Linked DNA regions of Homo sapiens: region 1 is linked to region 2. A link is an interaction called in ENCODE POLR2A ChIA-PET data of the cell type or tissue named here. Cell type or tissue: GM12878. All regions are shown on one strand.

The links. Peaks named below come from ENCODE experiments on the same cell type or tissue, not always from the same donor. Only the 100,000 strongest peaks of a DNase experiment are listed, where the experiment ranks them.
Region 1: POLR2A ChIA-PET joins it to region 2 with 5 read pairs; 4 of 35 experiments call an interaction of 5 or more read pairs at or near these places.

What each region holds. Positions count from the first base shown.
Region 1 is chr20:62,399,748-62,402,247 of GRCh38, forward strand. The region is part of intron 1 of CABLES2 (Cdk5 and Abl enzyme substrate 2); the gene reads right to left. LOC105372709 (a long non-coding RNA gene) reads right to left here. Exons shown (of 2, transcript XR_936967.3): 2 at 2,485-2,500. Among named protein-coding and RNA genes, the nearest start is that of CABLES2, 6.3 kb to the right of the region's middle. In GM12878, no CTCF peak of the experiment used is centred here; no DNase peak of the experiment used is centred here.
Region 2 is chr20:62,116,756-62,119,255 of GRCh38, forward strand. All of the region lies in intron 1 of LOC105372706 (a long non-coding RNA gene), which reads right to left. Among named protein-coding and RNA genes, the nearest start is that of LSM14B, 4.5 kb to the right of the region's middle. In GM12878, no CTCF peak of the experiment used is centred here; a DNase peak (open chromatin) is centred at 1,142.

The sequences.
Region 1 (2,500 bases), 280 kb after region 2:
CATGCCTGGCTAGTTTTTGTATTTTTGGTAGAGATGGGGTTTCACCATGTTGGCCAGGCTGGTCTCGAACTCCTGATCTCAAATGATCCGCTGGCCTCGGCCTCCCAAAGTGTCAGGATTACAGGCGTGAGCCACCATATTGTATAACGAAGTGTGAAATAGCTCCTGTAATTTGTTGGATACTGTACTGAAAGTGAAAAAGAACATGGTTGTAGGGGTACCAAGTACAGTTTGAAGTCAGGAACTTAAGATGTGATTAAAATCTTTTAAAAGGCAAAGTCAACAAGAGCTTGTTGAAAACAAGCTAGGATTGAAAGCAGAAAATCCACTAAAACGCCTGGTGCCTCACATTGGCGCCATCACCAGACACAGCTGTGCACCTGCCCAGTCCCAGCTGGAGGTGGGGGCAGGGGACCAGCCGGATGGCTGCAGAAGGTGGGTGAGCAGCTGGCCAGAGGAGAGCACTTGGATGATGGGACCAGGAAGGGCTGGGGATGCGGTGGGCTGGCCTGCACAGTGGGGTGGGTGGGGAAGGAGGAGCTAAGGGGCTGGGGTAGGCAGCAGGCTCTGAGGGCAGTGGGAGGGGCAGAGCACCCAGCTGCATGCTGAGGGGGTGTGTGGCAGACGCCGGCTGTCCCGAGAGGCCCAGGTGAGTGCTGGCCTGTGATGGGTGACGGCGGACAGACTGCCCCAAGAGGAGCCCAGCGGAGGCTGGATGGGCAGGGCCCACACTGGGGAAAGAAGCCAGTGAAGGAGGAGATTTGGGGACTGTCCCCAGAGAGGTGTTTGTGTGTCCTGACCTACAAGGCTGGGCCTGGAGGCCCTGAGGACCAGCCTGTGTGTCTTTCTGGAAGCTCCTTCCCACGGGTAATTACCAGGGGATGCCTGGGTATTTGCATGCCTGGGACTTCATTTGGAGGCCCGTGGGGGTCCCAGCAGAAGCCTGAGGCCCCGCGGCAGCCTGCCTGGTGGTACCGTTGGATCCTCTGGCCCAGGACGCAGAGGAGCTGCAGCAGGGAGGCTGACGCTGCTGCCGGCTGGCCTGGCTCCTCCGTGATTTTCTGGTCGCTGCAGGAATGATGGGTTTCTCTCCACTATGCTTTAAAATCTGTTCCCAGCAGGTTCTTCTACAGATCTTTCTCTGTAATTTCCTTCTCTTTTCTTTTTTTGTAAGCATCTTATTAGTAAACTAGATCTGCACAGTTCTAGGAAGGAGGCAGCATTCTGACGCTCAGTTCATGGGTGGGTAAATTGAGGCAAGGAGCTGTTTAGCAACTTGCCCAAGATGACATGGCTGGTAAGAGACAGAGTGGGGACCTGAGCCCACGTGGACGGCCGGGCTCTGGCACCCAGTGGCGCCGCTCCCACTGTGTCAGTTGGAATGGTGGCCGCTCTCCACTGTCTCTCAGGGGCTCATTTTGTGAACCTGGCCCCGTTGCAGGTCACGTTTTTTGGTTTGAGTCCACAAGACTCTGACAATGCTGAAGGAGGTGCCTGCACATGGGTGCAGGGCAGGGCGGCCAAGTGGGGAGGACGCCGCTTTGGCCTTCCCTTCCCCTCTGCCTCCACGGGAGCTGGTGTCAAGGGAGAACGAGGGAGGTGCTTCCCTTCCAGAACCAGGGCTGTTGCAACTCCACGCATCACCGCAGCAGGGCGCTGCTGCTGACGGGACGGGCACTGGCAAGTGCAGATGGGACCCAGGCCAGCGTCCATTGCTTGGTGCCTCTGGAGGATGGGCTGGGAACCCATGAGATGGACCCCTGCTCGCCCCGGGCCCCACAGAGAGGTGTCGGTGTGTCCGGCAGACATGGAGAGGATCACGCATGTGCAGATGTACCACCTTACGCCTAGCTGGAAGCAGCACACACGCCGGTCAGCAGGAGGCGGGACATGCGCAATCAGGGGACGGCATGCACAGCATGCTGCAGGTGCACACAGACGCCACACGGGTTGAGAGGCTCGTCATGTGGTGACACAGGTCCCCTCAGTGTGGGGGAGGGGCTGAGGAGGGGCACCAGGGAGCTGGGGGATTGGCCTGTGTCTCCGCAGGGGAGTGGCTCCGTGGGGTGTGCCCAGGCAAATGCACTGAGCTGCACGCACCTTCCATGTGCTTCACTCATCCTGCGTGCACCAGACCCCTCCGTCCAAAACATGCAAGGAACAAGCGAGCAAAGCAGAAAGAACGAGGCCCTCGGCAAGGCCCACGCCCCACACCCCACATGCTGGGGCAAATGCAAGTTCTGCTGAGTCCCAGGAGGCCCCGCTCCTGCTCAGCCACCGTAGAGTTACACTGGCGGTGCCTACTCGTGGTTCCCCCCACGTGGCAGTGACCAGCTCAAAGCTGCCTGCATCTGACTTGGGAAGAAGGGGTTGGGGGTTGGGGCAGTGGGGAGTCTGCCCCCCCAGTCTGCTGACACACCTCACTCACTCTCAGCACTAAATGGCGGGCCACCAAGCCTCCATCCAAAGTCATGCTCACAGACAGGAAGAGAAATCTGCT
Region 2 (2,500 bases):
TGCGTGGGGAAGGCCATTTGTAAACACTCTCTGGCCCAAATGCAGCAAGGCTCCCAGGGCAAATGGGGTTTCCATGTTCCAGTGCTTGGGAAAGACTAACACGTATTCGCGTCCGTCCGCGACTGCCTGTCTAAGCGAGATGAGCCACCAGAAATGTCTCAGGCGCCATCCTCCCCATCCAGCTCCTGGTACCTGCTGGAAAAGCCTGGGGCAGCCCTGCACTGGCGCACCTTCTTCTCACCCGGCCCATGCCCTGCCCCTTCCGCCGCACACACCCCCGCGCAGCCAGTTATGGGCTTCACTGCCAGGGTCGACCTCGGTGGGCCCGTGTGGCTGCCTGCCGGCTTCTGATGCACATCATTTCTTGCCACACAGAGCCTCAATCTAGCCTGTGCTCTCAGGGTGGTGAAGGCAGCGACATAAGGAAAGGATTACGGTGTTAACAAGTCGGAACTGAACACGAATAAAAATAACCACGTGCCCTGGCAGAATGCTTTCCATCTGACGACGGGGATGTCTTGGTGCATGGACGAGGGTCCACGGGTGCGCTGCCTGGTGAGGACAGGCTTTGGGAAGCCTGGCACACCTCTCCCGACATCTGCACCGCTCCTTTATCTACATGACCTCATTCCTGGGCCGTGACCCTGCCCAGCAGGCGCTCGTGCCGCATCAGGCAGGCGTAAAGACAAGTGCCCAGCCTGGCTGGGATGAGCCCGTAGGCCTCTTCAGTAACCATGGCAACGCTCTAGGACGCACCCGGCATCCTTTGCATGGAGTCAAGAGAGGATACAATGTAATAGGAGAGACCCTTGAAGAAGAAGCTGCTTCCTTCCCTCATGCCCAGTGCCAACCTCAGGTCAGTCTCCATCTGGACATCTGCAGAGCATGAGCTCCAAGTGCAGAAATCGTGTCTGGGCTTTGTCCCTTCCCGCCGTTCACTATCCCCTCCCCCCGCCCCAACCTGAAGGCTGAGCACAGAGGACCACCAGGGAGGAGGCCCGGACGTTGAGCACCCAGGGTTAGCAGCCGGCAGACTGACACAGGAATCCCAGCCCTGTCATGTGCTGGCCGTGTGACGCTGGCTGTCACCTAGCCCAGGCTGAGAGCCTGGTTTCCTCCTCTCACAAGGTGCAGCACCACATCCGGAGGGCTGCGGAGGGGTTCGGGGAGGAAATGCGTGGCCGGCTTGGGCACCAGGTCTGGCACTGAGTGGTGGGACTGGGCTGGTGACACTCAGTAAGACAGTGGTGGATTGACTTAGAAGGGGCCTTTCATCGTTTACTTTCTATCCAAGTAGAACACAGGGCTGGGGAATGCTGCCCCCACCCCAGCCATTCCTGAGCCCCTAAAGCCCAGGAGCCCCTCACAGCCACCGGGAGAGAAAAGCTGCCAGCCTCCCGCTGACAGCCCGTCTTCTGTTCCACCAGGATCTCTCAGCATTTGATCCTGCATTCTGAGGTGGCAGCACCAGGGCTGGCCCTATCAGAATCTGACATTTCGAAAGCTGGTGTCTGGGTCTGCCCAGGTTCTCATCAGCTCCAGCCAGCTGTCCCTCCAGCTGCACCTGGAAGCGGGGCCGAGGCTGCCCGCTAGGTGCTGGAGTTTAACACACTCCTCTTTTATTTTCCAAGGAACTTCCCATCACACAGGGCTCCTCACGCCAGGAAACTCGGCTGTTGGGGTGGGAAGGGGAGAAAGGGAGGTGGAAGGGGGACAGGAGGCAGGAGGGGGAGATGGATGGGAAGAGGGAAGAGGGTCTGAGGATGCCTGAACTTCAACCCACTGGTGCTCATCCAGCCTCCCGGGAAAACAGCCCTGCAGAGCCCCATGCAGGAGGAAATGGATTTTAACTGGATTCACAGAGAGCAGGTCAGACCTCCATGAGAATTCCTGATGGTACAGGATCAACTCAGCCCTCCCTCCTCACCTTACTGTCCAGCCACCTGTGGGTCCCTGTGCCCCGAACACCCTCCCTGGGCCTCACTGTCCCATTCCCTGCCCGGAAGTCCTCCTAGCAAAGCTGGCCCTGAGCCTCCCCACACGGCACACCTGTGCCCTCCTCAGCTCCCTTCAGGCTGGTGCTGTTGCACCTGTGCGGTTGGAGGGTCTTCCTCGGGGGAGGGGGCCTGAGGCCTGCAGGGCCTCCCCAATCCCCTCTCCTGCGCCAGATCCTGAATGAGGGGACGGGGACGGTTGAGTCCTGTCTCACCAGCACGTGGCCACACTTCAGACCACTGACTTATCTGTGGACCACCCATCGTTAACGCCCTCTGAATTAACTCAGCTGTTTTGTGTGGCGCCTACTGAGCAATGACACCTGTGAGATCAATGGCTGTGCCAGTCATTCTTGCTCAGGGGAACATTAGAGTCACAGGATGGTTTTCTGTGGTGGGGCACCCTTACCTGCTGCAGGATGCTGGCCTGTGCCACCCCAGCTAGACTGGTGATGCAACGTGGAGCAGGGTCCTTACTCCATGTCTCCCCACCTGTCACTGGGGAC